2 separate regions of the Homo sapiens genome follow, and region 2 is linked to region 1. The links are chromatin loops, found by intact Hi-C in ENCODE. Cell type or tissue: HepG2. All regions are shown on one strand. Links, peaks and the distances in the headings refer to the core of each region. The heading gives the core; the rest is flanking DNA. Region 1 has its middle 64 kb from the start of MKKS. Region 2 has its middle 97 kb from the start of SNAP25-AS1.

What was found. A loop is a pair of places that touch in the nucleus more often than their neighbours do. Peaks named below come from ENCODE experiments on the same cell type or tissue, not always from the same donor. Only the 100,000 strongest peaks of a DNase experiment are listed, where the experiment ranks them.
Region 2: it touches region 1 in a loop (2.3-fold over the local background); 5 of 110 quality-filtered maps call a loop at or near these places.

Annotation. Positions count from the first base shown.
Region 1 is chr20:10,365,871-10,374,209 of GRCh38, forward strand. No RefSeq gene overlaps it. Among named protein-coding and RNA genes, the nearest start is that of MKKS, 64 kb to the right of the region's middle. In HepG2, for the core only: no CTCF peak of the experiment used is centred there; DNase peaks (open chromatin) are centred at 2,191, 2,967 and 4,681; H3K4me3 peaks cover 2,391 bases.
Region 2 is chr20:10,312,549-10,320,887 of GRCh38, forward strand. No RefSeq gene overlaps it. Among named protein-coding and RNA genes, the nearest start is that of SNAP25-AS1, 97 kb to the left of the region's middle. In HepG2, for the core only: a CTCF peak has its summit at 4,293 (motif pointing right); a DNase peak (open chromatin) is centred at 4,283.

The DNA.
Region 1 (8,339 bases), core at 170-8,169:
TTAGTAATCTATAGATGATATAAAGTATACGGGAAGATGTGCATAGGTTATATACAAATACTACATCATTTTATCTCAGGAACTTGAGCAACCTCCTATTGTGCTATCTGGGGTGAAGGGGGGTTCTTGAAGCTACCGAAGGACAACTACATTGTAATGAAAAATGCTCCTAGCACCCTTATCACTCAGGAAATTACAAGAGTTTCAGAAGCCCTGTGCCAGGAACTGTGAGCAGAGACCAAATACACATTTCTTATGATGTCATTGTCATCTCTCTGTCCACTTAGGATTTGTGCACTTTTCTCTATGTATGCCACTCATTAACAAAATTTACATTACAAAAAACCCTGTGACTATCTTAAAAGTGATATAGACTTCTGAGGTGCTTTGTTTTTCTATTCAGGAAGGTATTTGTGAGGAAGAAATGATTTGCTCTTGAATATTTAACCTATCTTTGTCAGATCTCAGGTTAGATTCACTCTTTAAAAGATGATGGTAAAAAGAAAATCCTCAGGAACATGCTGAGAAAGAAAAGCACCATGCTTCTTTTTAACCTTTTTTACCTTTCTTCTTTTTTGAGACAGGGTCTGGCTTTGTTGCCCAGGCTGGATTGCTGTGGTGCGATCTCAGCTTACCGCAGCCTCAAACTCCCTGGCTCAAGCGATGCCCCCATAACTTCAGCCTCCCAAGTAGCTGGGACTACGGGCATGTGCCACCACTCCTGGCTAATTTTTGTATTTTTTGTGGAGACATGGTTTTGTCATGTTGCCCAGGCTGGTCTTGAACTTCTGAGCTCAAGTGATCTGCCTGCATCGGCCTTCCAAAGTGCTGGGATTTCAGGCATGAGCCACTGCGCCTGACCAGCACCATGCTTCTTAAAGGAGGGCCACAGCCTTCCACTTTCCGTCTCCTTTCCACTAACCTGTTATGATCCTTGACCAAAGGCCAATTAAATAATCAGAGGAGACCCAAGAGATCCCTCTCTTCTCCCTCTGAAGAAAAACAAAGAGCAGAGCGGAACTGAGGATTTGGGATGTAAAATTAAAAGATCTAAGAAGAGGCCATGAGATTTATTTTTATTTTCTTTTAAATTTATTTTTATAGAGACAGGATCTCACTATGTTGACCAGGCTAGTCTTGAACCCCCAGGCTCAAGTGATCCTTTTGCCTTAGCCTCCTAAAGTGCTGGGATTATGGATGTGAGCCACGCTCTGCCAGAGATTTCTAAAAGGCTACAAAAACATTGGGTCTATTTGAGGGTGGGCCAAGGCATCCTGACCCATCCACCACTCAGCACATGGACAAAGATGAATTAAAAGAATGAGGGGAATAAAAGGGAGTCAGCTGTGAACTGGGAAATGAATCAGCCTTGGAAATAATTAGCTCACATACGCAGTGCCATTTCTAGGTGTTCCCATAGCTCTTTATTATTTCCCTCATTCCATTCTCCCTTAAACTTTATCTCCCAATCCAAATCAGTCTCATTTTTGTTGCAAGGTCTCCTGGTTGGGAATCTGAGCCTGGCCCCCGAAGAGCAAGAATTTTCATCTACATGCAGCTTGCTTGTGGAAAGAAATCTGTTAAATGAGCTTTTTCAGTGTCTACCACTGCTGTTGTTCATTTGTTTCCCTTCAGCTTTTCCCAGTTGGTGCTCATTCCCTTTAATTTTTTACACCAACTTGTACCTTGTTCTTGGAATCCACACTCTCTTATCCATACTGTCCAAATAGAAAAAGCTGTGAAAACTAAGTTTTTTCTTAAACTGAATGGAAAACCGGAACTCACATGAGGCTGTTTATAATGTCAGTTTATCTCACTTACTGTGAATTTTTGTGTTTTATTGCAGAGACTTAAATGTGTTTATTACAGGATGCTGCTTTAGATCCCCCTGGAGATGGAATGCAATATGCAATATATGCACTGTATTATCTTTCTACAATCCAAAAATTTCAAATTCCAAAGCACATCTGGGATTGCAGAGCTGTAATCAAGAATTTTCTTCTATAATGGAGATAAACTTGTTCAGCTGCTGGAGGGATTGGGGTTAAATTTAAGCAATAGTCTTATGGCCATAAGAGTGGTTAAACACAAATAATTTCTCCCAAAGACTGTGTTAGGTTGAGAGATCAAAATCAATCAATATTTAACCTAGAGTTCAAACTTAAAAGTCAATTTCTAGCTGTCTACAGGACTCTGACCCTCACACATCAGATCTTTTTCCTAGTGGTAAAGTAAGGGGGTGGATGGGGAATGCAACTCAACACACTGGGGAGAGGCGTCATCAGGTCAGAAAGAAGAGAAAATAAAATATTAGTCTTTTGGCAAATTTTAGGTTTTTTGTTTTTTTTTTAGCCGGATTTTCCTCTCGTTACCCAGGCTGGAGTGCAATGGCACAATCTCGGCTCACCGCAAACTCCGCCTCCTGGGCTCAAATGATTCTCCTGCCTCAGCCTCCCAAGTAGCTGGTATTACAGACGTGCGCCACCACACCCAGCTAATTTTGTATTTTTAGTAGAGACGGGGTTTCTCCATGTTTGTCAGGCTGGTCTCAAACTCCCAGCCTCAGGTAATCTGCCCACCTCAGCCTCCCAAAGTGCTGAGATTACAGGCGTGAGCCACCATGCCCAGCCTTGGCAAACTTGATGTGTCTGAAGCAGGTGATAAGAACTTAGTTCCAGGAATGGGTTTGGTGTGGATTTCATAAAAGACTGGGTTTTTCAGAGGGATGGTACCCATTTACCTCCTACTTAGAAGGCTCCTCATCAGCATCAGCTGGTTAGAGACAGCGAATAAAACACAACTTTCAGTTACAGTATTTTCTAGGGCAGCGTGTCTCAGACTTACCGGTACACACAAATCACCAGGGCATCTTGTTAAAATGCAGATTCCAGTTCCTTAGGTTGGGTTGGGATTGAGATCCAGCATTTCTAACCAGCTGCCAGGTCCTTCTGTTGCAAGGTCAGGGCTTTTTAAACTTCAACTTGCGTATCCTGCAGGGCTAGTTAAACACAGCCCCACCCTCAGAGGGTCTGATTTTGAAAGCCTGGAGTGGGCCTGAGAGCCTGTGAATTCCTCCCAAGTAATGCGGCTGATGCAGGACCACATTTTCAGTGTTTTCAAGAAAAAATTAAATAAAACAAGCATGCCATTCTTTCAGGAGTATTATTTATTTTTATTTTTATTTATATATAATTATTGTACATATTTCAGATCTATCATTAATATCTGAATATTCATTTTTGAATAGAGGTAAGCATCTAGATCATTTAGATATAACCTGGTGTGAAAAATCTCCTTGTAACCTTTATATGTTAAAATGCTATCAGTAAGTTGGAGTATAAATATATATTCATTATTGTAGGAGTTTAAAGTGCTACTATAATTAGTGATTGTGAAAGCTGAGGATTTTACCTACAAAATCAATAATTTAAAGCTTTCAAGTAGTTAAGTCAAGCAAGATCAGCAGCTAATAGAAATCTAGTAAAAGAGAATGTCTTGGCCAGGTGTGGTGGCATGCACCTGTAGCCCCAGCTACTCAGAAGGCTGAAGCAGGAGGATTACGTGAGCCCAGGAGTTCCAGGTTGCACTGAGCTGTGATGGTGCCACTGCACTCCAGCCCGGGCAATGGGGCAAGACCCTGTCTCTACAAAATAAAGTTACAAAGAGAGAATGCCTCTACTAGATAACTTTAGGAACACTCCATCCTTTTTGAACCAACAAATGTTTACACAATTTTAAATAAGAATGGAAGGCAGAATAAAAGGATTATATGTAAAACATATTTGAAATCTTTGCAGAATTATTAGATTATTATTCATGACATTAAAATAACCTTTAAAAACTGTATTTTTATTTCATGATTAAATTCCATTCCACCTATGAGTTTTAAAAGAGAACAGTCTACCCCGGAAGTTCCTTCTAAGTTGGTGATAGTTGGCTTCAGTCTGATATTTATTTAAACACTAGGCCAGTTAGCATTCAACCGAAATGAGTTTTGGCACACTTCCAGCACGAATCTTAAGAAATGAATCAGCGGAGCTCCCAAGATCATGGGTCAGACAATGCCCTTCCACCCCACTGGAGAAGCCCCAACCTCCCTGCCCAGCTCCCCTGCTTGGCACTCTTGTGGAATCTTGTGGAAAGTTAAACCAGTCTGTTGATTTCCTTTCTTGTGAAAGTTGGGTGAGGTTAGGGTTGCCAGATTAAATACAGGATGTTCAGTTAAATTTGAATTTCAGATTAACAATACATTATTTTTCAGCGTCTGTTCCAAATATACGGGACAAAAGAAGGCTTCCCCTCCGTGTGCCTTCCAAAGGTTTGCTGAAAATTAGCTGGCAATAGGCAGATTAGTAGGAGAATAAGACATACAAACTTATTTAACATGCATAAGCACAGGGGAATTCTGGAGGATGATTACTCAAATAACCCAGTGAGGTCCAGATGCATATATGCCCGTCTTCATAGGGGAAGAGGAGATGGGGATATAGGAGTGAATAATTTTTAGTGCGGAATGAATGGACCTGGGTGGCAGGCAGTATCTTGTAAATGATTCTCTTTGGAAATTGATTGGGACCTGAGAACAAACAATGGTTTGGGACAAAGTTTGCCTGGGCTCTAGACATGGTGTTTAATGTTCAGTCTCTTTCTCTGTGATATGAGTTTATCTCTTCTCTGGTTGATGAATTTCAGGGAAGAAATCAAAGGCAATTGTGCAATTTTTTGGTATGTCTGGTTTCTAGGCAGATAAGGGAATTTCAGAGAATAACCTCATCTTGTGCTTTGTGAGAAGTGTTGAGAGACAGGATCGGGGTGGTTGGTGAGATCAGAGAGATATTGAGGCTGCTTCCTTTGTTCTGCACGCCAAAGAGCCATATTTAGGGGTGTTGTTTTATGAACCCCAACATATCCAACATGTGGAACATTCCTGTATTTTTATTTGCTATATTTGGCAACATTAGGCGAGGTACCAGCTGCAGGAAAATTATCATAAGATATTGTCTCTGAAACTCAACATTTCTTCCCTTGTAACATCAAATGGGAGACATGAAGAGGAGAATGATAGTTTCTTTAAATTTATAAGGTATGGTATAAAAGCAATTTGCCAAGGGCTCCATTTTTTAGTGTAAATTTCATCTAGTCTTTAAAACACTGGTTAAAAACTGAGGAAATCTTAGTTCCAGTCCCACTTCCACCATAGACTGGGTTTGACACGTTGAGATAATTATTGATCTTGTTTCATGGCTCTAAGACACCAATGCTTATCAAATAAACCATTTAAAAAATGCCACCAGGAGAGAAAAAATGCTGCCAATTAAACTATGACACAATACTAAAACACCATTGATGTGTGAAGATACATCTTTATTTCAGAGATATTAAAATGTGAGGGAAAAAATGAGCATCTTGGAATTCACAAAGCATGATATTTTGACTTGCTTCACTTATATAATGAAGATAATTATCATTTTCCCTACCAAATACATATAAAGATTAGACCAAGAAATTAATAATCAGCTTTTGTTTCACAGTCTAGTTTTGAATTGCATGACAGGGAACTTTAGTTTCCAATATAGAAAGTTTTCCAGTGACTGAACCTGTAGAAGTAGCATAAAGAAAAGTGAAAATGTCTTATAGTTTGTTTGAAAGATTTTTTTCAGTTGTAGGTCAAAATTATCTGAGTCTTTTGATCCACTAGTGTAGAATCATCTTTATGGTTAGAGACAAATGTCATTTAAACAGGAAGCAGCTGAATGCAAGAGTTTGTGTCATCTGCCTGCTCATCTATCCTTTGATCTGTTGATCCATTGACCCACTGATCCATCTACCCATCCCTTATTCATTCCTACCTCCATCTTCTATTTATCCATCCATCCATTTATTCATTGAATAATCCACCCAACATTTATTAAATTTCTATTCCATGCCAGATAGATAAAATTTGAGAACACAGAGATTAAATAGTTCTTGCATTCAAGGAGGTGCCAATTTTTTAAAAAAGTACTGAAATCCTCTACTTACTAAGAGGTCAGATCTTTTTGCATCCAAAAATCTCAGGAAAATAGCTTACACCTTCTCTTATGTGGACTACTCCCTTTCTCTGGTCAGGACTCAGAACACAGTATTACAAAGTATTGTGATACTTTTTGGAACACTGAGTATTTTTGAGCTGAAGGAGATAGGAAGGACCTCAGAAGCTAGAAGGTTTCCCTGATCTTCTCCCCCCATCCTGTCTCTCACCCCTTTTTCTTCCCCAAAGCAAGCCATAAGACCTTATGACCTACCTTTCCTGAAAGTAGATCATAATACTCTCATATGACAGATGTCCTGGGGAAAGGAATGCTACACAGAGAGACCAAGAAGAAGCTGAACAAAGAGACTTTGCTGAATTTCCTCCTCAGTTTATTACTAGATCATGCACTTTTTGTCCAGTCATGTTTCTCCTCAGCTATCCACTTATTTCATCAGACTTAGCCTAAAAATACAGTTTTCCCTGCATCTTTCGGTCTTCATTTCTGAAGATTCCATGTCATATAAAACTTTGATTAAATACATTTGTTACATTTTTCTCTTGTTAATCTGTCTTTTGTTATAGACGTGTCAGCTATGACCCCTGCAATGGGTGAGGAAAAGGTATTAACTTCTTTTTTTCTTTTTCTTTATTATTATTATACTTTAAGTTTTAGGGTACATGTGCACAATGTGCAGGTTAGTTACGTATGTATACATGTGCCATGCTGGTGTGCTGCACCCATTAACTCGTCATTTAGCATTAGGTACATCTCCTAATGCTCTCCCTCCCCCCCTCCTCCCCCCGACAACAGTCCCCAGAGTGTGAAGTTCCCCTTCCTGTGTCCATGTGTTCTCATTGTTCAATTCCCATCTATGAGTGAGAACATGCGGTGTTTGGTTTTTTGTCCTTGCGATAGTTTACTGAGAATGATGATTTCCAATTTCATCCATGTCCATACAAAGGACATGAACTCATCATTTTTTATGGCTGCATAGTATTCCATGGTGTATATGTGCCACATTTTCTTAATCCAGTCTATCATTGTTGGACATTTGGGTTGGTTCCAAGTCTTTGCTATTGTGAATAGTGCCGCAATAAACATATGTGTGCATGTGTCTTTATAGCAGCATGATTTATAGTCCTTTGGGTATATACCCAGTAATGGGATGGCTGGGTCAAGCGGTATTTCTAGTTCTAGATTCCTGAGGAATCGCCACACTGACTTCCACAATGGTTGAACTAGTTTACAGTCCCACCAACAGTGTACAAGTGTTCCTATTTCTCCACATCTTCTCCAGCACCTGTTGTTTACTGACTTTTTAATGATTGCCATTCTAACTGGTGTGAGATGGTATCTCATTGTGGTTTTGATTTGCATTTCTCAAAAGGTATTAACTTTCTTACCCGTACACGTCTCATTGACTATTCAAAGCCCACTCATTTCTTCAAAAGTCCGCTCAAATCCTCCCACTCCATGAAGTCTTGCCTTATGAATCTCCCCCTTTTCCAAATTCCCAAATTGCTTAAAGTATTTTATTTGGCTCCTAATTGGGCATTGAATGAGTAAAATATATAGTATGTTAGATAGTAATACTAGCTAAGGAGAAAAATCAAGCAGGAAAGAATACGATGAATATCCAGAAAGGAGGAGGTTTGAAGTTTTAAATAAGGTGATCTGTGAAAGTCTTACTAAAAAGCAGAATTTTGAGTAGTAATCTGAGTTAAGCAAGGGGTGAACCATGTGGGTATAAGGGAGTGAAATTCCAAGCAAAGAGAACAGCTAGTACAATAGCCCTGAGGTGGGAGTGTATCTGATATGCTGGAGGAACAGGAAGTAGGCCATTGTGATTGTAATGCAGTGAATAAAAAGATGAAGTTGGACACTTTGGGAGGCCGAGGCTGGTGGATCACGAGGTTGGGAGATCAAGACCACCCTGGCTAAAAAGGTGAAACCCCATCTCTACTAAAAATACAAACAATTAGCTGGACGTGGTGGCGGGTGCCTGTAGTCCCAGCTACTTGGGAGGCTGAGGCAGGAGAATGGCATGAACCCGGGAGGCAGAGCTTACAATGAGCCAAGATTATGCCACTACACTCCAACCTGGGTGACAGAGCGAGACTTTGTCTCAAAAAAAAAAAAAAGATGAAGTTGGAATACGAAATCAGAGAGGTAAGGGAACTAGGCCTTGTAAGGTCTGTAAGTTTTACTAACAACCTTGCATTTTACTCTGAATGGGATAGAGTGCCATTGGAGGGTTTGAGAAATGACATGATCTAATTTATTTATTAACTAATTTTTAACATACTCTCTTTGCCCTCTGTGTTG
Region 2 (8,339 bases), core at 36-8,035, 53 kb before region 1:
ATAAGCAAAATGGACATCACGATGCTTGCCTTACTGATTCCACAGGGTGGTTGGGAATATCAACGAGGATAATGTTCATTAAATTGCCTTGTAAATCTTCCATACCACTAAGATGATGATTAAGGTGAAAGGAAACAAAATCAGCACCATCAGGGTCAGAAACAGGCCTCTCTTGCTACTTTTAATTAGAAAATTCACTTATCACATGCATGTGCATAGGTTGTACTCACTGGACTTCATCTTAGGTTTAAGTAAATTAATTTCACATCAACTATGTTTCATACCTTTGTCAGGTCTACCAATAAACTGCCCAAGTATCTCCATGTTCCCAATTGTAGCAGTGGGGGTACTGAATTTTTCACCATTAAAATTCAGTCTCTGACCATTACCCAAAAGTCATCAAGGTCAAGGGCATTAATACTGTTTTCTCTATTGTTCATGTGCAGAAAATAGGAATACTTCCCCAAATGTTACTATGAGCCCAAACGACTTTTACGCTCCACAGTTCTATCTTACTGTTACCTATTGTTATCATTTTTGCCAGTACTGTTAATGATAATAAGGGAAACCAGGCAAAATATTCAAGGAATATGGTGGAGGCTATGAACTTCTGTCATCAGTTAGCTACTACTATGTAACAAACTGCCCCAAAACACAGTGTCTTAAAATAATAAATATTTATTTAGCTTGCAATTCTGCAGTTTGGCATTTGGGGATAAGCTTGGCTGGCAGTTCTTCCAGTCTCTGCTGGGCTCCTCATGTGACTGTGGTCAGCTACAGCCCACTGGGTAGCTCAGCTTCTGGGAGTTGGCCAGCTATTGGCTGAGGCTTCTTCTCTATGAAGTCTCTCATTCTCCAGCAGGGAGCCAAGGTTTGTTCTCATGACAAAGTCAGGAGTCCAAAAAAAGAGATTGGAAGCATGCAACTTATCTTGAGGGCTAAGATTTTCACCTCTGCCACATCCTATTGGCCAAAGCAAGTCACAAGACCTGTCCAGATCCAAGAAATAGAGAAATATGCTCTGCCTCTTGTTGAAAAATTCTTCAGTCTCATTGCAAAGAGTGTGCATACAGAGATTGGTGAATAGTATGCCTGTCTTTGCAATCAATCTACTACAACCTCAAAGAGGTGTATGGAATTCTTCTCTCCTCTTTGACCCTAGACACTTATGAAAACAAAAAGTTAAGGTGAACTCTCTGTGTTTGTTAGAGTGGGCACATGCCAGTATCCTTCCCCTTTAATGGTATTCAAAAGAAAAATCACGGGGCTCAGTGGTCCAGCAGCCCAACGGAGGATTTGAGAACCATGAGCAGAGTGATTGTAGCTAGGGCTGAGGGTGGCTGCTGACAGCCTCTTGATAAGACTGACCTTAATCCTGAAACAACAAAACTAATCCCTCGTATTCAAAGCAATAGGGTTTCAGCCACATCATTAACCCCTAAATACCCAGAACTTGAAAGAAAACATTTCAAAATGTACAAATAAAACTGGATCCTCAATTAGCACTTGACAAATACCCTTATTCTGGACAATTCTGTGTTTATTTTCCTTTCTATCTTTTATTTGTTGCTATTTTGTGGAAATTTGCGCTGAAATTTAGGGAGGAAAGGGGTCTTTCTTTTATTTTCCTTTCCTCCCCACCTTTTCTGTACAAAAATACAGTGTTCTCTTTACTAAGGGGACAAAAAGGACTGATTACTCAGGGTTGAAAAAGAAATTATGTGTGTCAGAGACAACTTAAGTATACACAAGATATATCCTGGGTGTCTGGGGGTGTGGGGTGTGGGAAGTGGCTGCTATCTTCCGAGGAACTGTTGTACTTCTTTAAAGGAACCGTGACAACTGCCAGTTTAGGAAAGATGAGGCAAGTGCTAATGGTATGTGTTTTTAAACATCCAGAGGCTGTGGAGATAGAAAGCCCTAGAGACCTAAATCTGTACTTTCATTTGTTATTAAAGGCAAAACTCCAAACTAGACCAAACAGACTCTCCAAGGGGCTAGAGCTTTTATACCACTCCACTAAAAATTCACTTTGTTTTCAATGCAGATTGATTTGACCACGACAATGCCCTATTTAAATTTCTACTCTCAGGGCTTTCATTTATATACATTAAATGCAAATAACCTACTCAGCGCTGAAAATAATTAACAGTTCTTTAGTCAAGATAGCTCTTCCAACTATCTCAACATAATTTTATTCCAGAGCAATGATTTCAAACCAAGAAGAAACTTTGGAGTACCTTGGAAGTGCTTTTCTCAAGTTAGGGGATGTTACAGGTTGCTTCCTTAGGAAACAAAGCCTGAAATAGAGGAATAAGTTTAAGTAGTTTATCTGGAACTGTGACTCCAGGGAGCAGGAATGAGGGATGAAGAAGTGAATGGTGAAAAAAGTCATTGGAAAGCCAATGGAGGCATGAGTTATGGAGTTAGCCACCTGCACGTTTGATTCTGTGAGACAGCTGGGAAGCCTAGGAAATGCATATTAGGACCATCTGCCTGGGACAAGAAAGGGAGCTGCATTTGCCCCTCAACTCCCAACTCTTTCTGGTCAAGGATTGCCACACTTTGTTTTCCACAATTATCAATTTGATTGTGACAATGGCCCACGTAAATTTCTACTCTCAGAACCTTCATTTATATACCTTAAAGATTACCACAGGGCAGGGTGTTTACTTCCCTGTTCTGGGTTGTGTGCATGGATGACAACGGGTTATTTGCAAGAATGTCCTGCACCAGAGGACTAGAAAAATTCCAGGGCAGAAGGGAGGGGTGGGGCTGCAGTGGGGACAGTCAGCTCACACTTCCGTAAGGCTGGTTGGACCCTGTATGAAACTGATTGCCACTGTTGTGGGTCGAATAAGAGACAGGGACAAGAAAATTAGAAGGCGTGTTTAAGAAGCATCTACTGTGGGAGGGAAAAGAGGGAGAGACCACACAAGCAGGGCACCTACCCAGGGTACTGCATCTCATTGTTCAGGTTGCATACAGTAACAGCAGCTCCACATTCGCCTGTTCCATATATAGGGTTTCATCGAAGATTTTGTTTGAAAGCATTCACTGTTAAAAAAGAAGAGGCAAAAAAAAAAGAGAGAGAGAGAGAGAAAGAAATCTTTAAAAGCCTCTGTTCTAGAATAATTTAGAGGACAAATAAGATGAACTCAAGAGTAGATGGAAATATTAATATATAAATATTCTAAATATTGGTAGTAGATCTAAGGTTTTGGATGACAGATAATAATATCAGGAAAGGTGTTTTTTGGTTTGTTTTTGGTTTTGTTTCTTTTAATCCTAAAGACCCAGAGGCAATGAACCAGATAGTTTAGCATGAAGAGGAAGAAAAGGAAAAGGAACACCAAAGAAGATAGAGTCAAGCAATTTTGACAAAATGGTAACACGGAAGAGAATGAGGAGAACTGCCATTATTAGTTAAAAAAGAACAAGAGTTCGAGATCAGCCTGGCCAACACGGTAAAACCCTGTCTCTACAAAAGATACAAAGCTTATCCGGGTGTGGTGGCCGGTGCCTATAGTCCTAGCTACTCGGGAGGCAGAGGCAGGAGAATCGCTTGAAGCCGGGAGGCAGAGGTTGCAGTGAGCCGAGATGGCACCACTGCACTCCAGCCTGGAGCAAGACTCTGTCCAAAAAAAAAAAGGAACTAGAGAAAAAAGTATAAAAAGAAGCTTTTAAATAACAATGGTTTCTGAAGGATTGGAGGACAGAGGCTGTTTACAAACTCAGCTCTCCCTTGCCTCTTCAGGCTATTTCTAGTTCATCTTCCCGAAATAACCTGTTCCTTGTTTGCTCTCTCTTTCTTTATTCTCACAGCCATCACCAAGTTGCCCTTGAGTACACCCTCCTACACCACAAAGCTGTTCTCATCCTGGGTCTCAGCTCATCCAACACTGCTCCAAAGTTCAGCAATCTTAAACTCCATATATGTCATTCTCTAACCAAAATAGTCATACCTTCACTCTCTCATGTTCTTTCTTATGTCTTTGCACTTGCCCTTCAAACTAACCTAAACTTCTAATGTCTGCTTCTAAGTTTTCTCTCAATGACCCCAATTTCCAATCCTGCCAAGAGCTCCAGTGTGTGACAGCCTCCACTCTTGGGTCACATCTTCCCTGTTTTGCCCTTCAATCCTGGACTATAAATCCCAAACTCTGGATCAATAGAGTTCTCTGCCTGACCCCTCCTTAGGCCTGGGGTCCTTGGGAACACAGGAAAATCCTGGACTGGTACCACGGAAAATGTATGATCCCATTGAAGTTCTCACGCCCAGCAGGTGGCAGTGTAAACTGGTATAACCACTTTAGAAAACCATTTGGCTGTATGTACTAAAGCTGTATGCATACACTGACTTGGCAATTCCATTCTTAAGTATCTATTAAACAGAAATACAGTGGTCCTTTTGTATAGGCAAGGGATTAGTTCTAGGACTTCTGCTTCTACCCAAATCTGTGTATACTCAAGTCTTGAAGTCAGTCCTGTGAAACCTGAGTATAGAAAAAGCCAGCCCTTTGTATCCTTGAGCTTTGCATCATATGAACACTGTATTTTCCATCCCCATTTGGTTGAAAATAATCCACATGTAAGTGGATCTGTGCAGTTCAAACCCAGGTTGTTCAAGGGTCAACTGTATATACTTTTGTTCACCCAAAGACAGGTACTAGAATGTTTGTAGCTCAAACTGGCATTTATCCACATGCCCATCAACAATAGAATGAAGACATAAATTTTGGTTGTTTTCACATAGAACACCTACAGTAAAGAGAATAAGTAAACTACAACTACATGCTGAAGCAACATACGTAAGTCTTATTATCTCAATATAGGATGGAAGAAGCCAAATACAAAAGAGAGCACGTTGTTCCATTCCATGTGTATAAAGTTCAGAAACAGGATAAATGAGTCCATAGTGTTAGAAGCTAGAATAGTGGTAATCCTTGGGGGAAATGGTTAGTGACTAAAGATGCAAGGGAAGCTTCTGGGATGCTAGTAATCCTGCTTCTTGATATAGGCGCTGGTTACATGGGCGTGTTCAGTTAGTGAAAGTTTACTGATCTGTGTAATATGTTACATGTGCACTTTTCTGTATGTATGTTATATCTCAACAAGGAAGTTCAAAATAGTTACCAAAATGACAAATATATATATATAGGCATAGGTTACATAATTGCTTCCCAATGTGAAAAATGCTCCCTGCAGTAGTACAGCACCACGGTCTGCAATTATAAGGCATAAACCACTTTCATTTCCTGTCCCTCCAGTTTCAAAATGTCCCTTCCCATCTATGCTGTACTGCCTTCCTGTATCAGTCAGGCTCTTAGAATGCCTGGGTAATGTAACAGGACTTTAATAACAGCGACTCTTTATAAAGGTGTGGGCAGGTTTAGAGAAACCAAGGAGGAGAGTGCAGTCCCTTGGGACTAGCAACAGTGGGGGCCCTTCCCATCCCTAGTCCCAAAGAGGCAAGGAAAGGGAGCTGTTTCCCTGAGCCTAGAAAAGGTAGTTTTCCATGGAGAGGACACCGTCTGGCTGGAGCTGTGGCCTTTGGTGAAGGGATGGAGCCAACCTAGGGCAACGTGGAGAGAGAAAACTGAAAATAAATACCAGTATCCCTCTACTCCTGCCGTCTGATTTCTTGCCTTTCTGATGGCTCCCAAGGGCCAAAGCCTACCAGAAGCTAGTGGATGGGAGTCAGTAATGAGGTCCACACAAATTGGCACTTCCAAGACCCAGAACAGGGTGGAAAAGGGTAGAGTGTTGGTTTGGAGCAATGAGTGAGGGCTTCAAACACATTCCCTCTCCATAGGTATCTTTCTCCAGTCACACTGACTCTACTGAGGCTGTTGTAGCTGCATGAAACAGTCTTACTAAACGTCCCTCAAGCAAAAGGAAGCTTGTGGTGAAGGTCACACAGAAGAATTGAAATTAGAGAGTCATGGAGTCTTCTCTTCCTCTTGCTTAACGGCTATGTGGTACTTCCACTTCTATCTGTTTGTCTTTATATTCTCACCAGTTTGGCTACCTCATAATGTTGGCTAAAGAGAACCAACCATGTTTTCTCCATTTACTTTTTTCATCTCAACCTTTCAGCTTCTGCTTTCATTGCTTTTCTCCCTCATTCTTGAGATGTTTTCTACTGAAATTCCCACAGAAAGGAATCCAGTTAGTTCCCCCGCTTAGGTTCACAACAGGCAACATCATAGGTTGCTGAGCAGCCTATGTTTGGATTGGCTGAGCTCAGTCATGTGCTCACCTTTGGTCCAATGAGCTATTGATGGAGAAGTTGGTCATGTGACACAAAACATGGCTACCTAAGTAGCAGGAGCTGTAGTTGGGAGAATGGGTGCAGTGAGTGAGTACCTGTTGATATGTACGTAATCGTCTTAAATCACTAGTGTCTAAAATATTTCCTTTTTGGTTTAGATGCTCTCAAAACAGAGACTGACATATGCTCTTGGATTCAGGTAGTTTATTTAAGAGGTGATCTCAGAGAGCCAGAGTAAGAGATCTTTTAAGAAAGAAAGGCCACCGTAAGCATTGTTGTCAAGGTCACCACTCTGGGCAATGGGGCTCAATTCCATGGGACCTCTGAGAAGTGTACAGAATGCCTCTCAGTATTGGCCACCCAAAAGATGGGTGGCAGGAGCATTTATTAATCAGCTTTCATCCCTGTACCTAAAGGGTTATTTCTAGAGGTATTAATTTCCCCACACTGCCACGCTTGCATCCACAGGGTCGAGCAAACTCTCATTGATGCCCATAGCATTGAAGAAGCCCTGAGACAAAAAGGAAAACCCAAGGTACACACTAAAGGCAAGATGCCTCCTGCTTGAAGTGAGTCAAAGCCTGCACAGAATTGTCTACCCATCCATGGCTAAAGTCAGTGCTAAGACCAAGAAACCATGGATAGTTCAAATATCATGCAGCAGTTAATAACCATTGTGGTTTTCATTTCTTGACTCTCAGTTTTCCTGTCCATTCTCTACAGTCTATCTTCCATCCTTCTTGACCTTTATGAAACCCTCACTCAGGTCACCATAAAATTCATCATACTTTCTGGGCACAAAACAAAGAAGTAAAATTTTTCAATCCTCAGCTACTCTGGTCTCCTGGGATATTTGATATTGTTAACCTCCAACTTAAAAAAAAACTCTTTCATCTGTTTTTGCAAAACTGCTTTCCCCTGGGTCGTCTCTGGCTGCTCTTTGTCAATCTCCTTCGGTTTTTCTTCCTCTGCACATATTTTAGGTGTCTGCATTTCCCTAAGATACTAAATTGGGTTTGCTTCTCAAAGTATACAAACCCAACCTTGCCTATAATAGCTTCAGCTACTACCTTTATGCAAATGATTCCCAAACCTAGATGCCTGCTGCAGGCTCCTCTTCTGAGGCCCAAAACCACATTTCTGCCTGCCTACTAAACACCTCCTTCTAGCTCACCCACAGGCACTTCAAACTCATCATGAACCACCATGACATGCTCACCACCGCCCCCTTCTAAACTTCTCTGCCTTGGGACTGAAGCCAGGAACCACCCCCTCATTAAATCAGTCACCGCGTCTTGTCTATGCCACCTCCGAATATCTCTTTCCTCTGCCCCCTCCTTTCCCATGGCCATATCTGGGAGAGCACACACTCAGTATGAGCCTACCCAGTTCCTGCTTGGGTCTCACTTCACCCTTCATACCACTCCCAGACCATGGTTAAAAAACCATCAGTCTGATCAGTTTATGCCTCTTCAATCCTCCAATAGTTACCTTTAAGATGAAGTGAAAATTCTAGCACTATGTATGAAGCTATTCCTGATCCAGTGGCTGCCACCAATTAGGACTCATCCATTACTATTGCTCTCCAATTTACTAAGATAGTTGCAGTATCTGAAAGGATGTGCTTTTCCCACCCCACCTTGGCAAATACCTGCTCATCTTGGGGACTTTATTCAGGCAACTGAAGTGTTCAACTTCCCAAGGCAGATTTAAACACTCCCATTTCACTCTTCTCAGAGCACCCTATACAATCTTCAAGTATAATATTTATTATATGTTGCTTTGCAAATTTTTTCATTATGTTTGTCTCTTTTATGACACTGTAAACTTGTGTCTGTTCCTATTGCTGCATAACAAGTAATCATGAAATCTCAGTGGCCTACAACAATAAGTATTAATGTCTCACACTTCTTCAGTATATATCTGAGCTGGGCTCAGCTAAGCAGTTCTACCCGTCTCTGCTGGAATCATTTATGCACCTATGGGTCAGCTGAGTTTCTGTCTAGGCTGGGCTAGGTTTGGGCAGCTTAGCTGGGTTAGCTCTGCATCATTCATCTCTCATCCT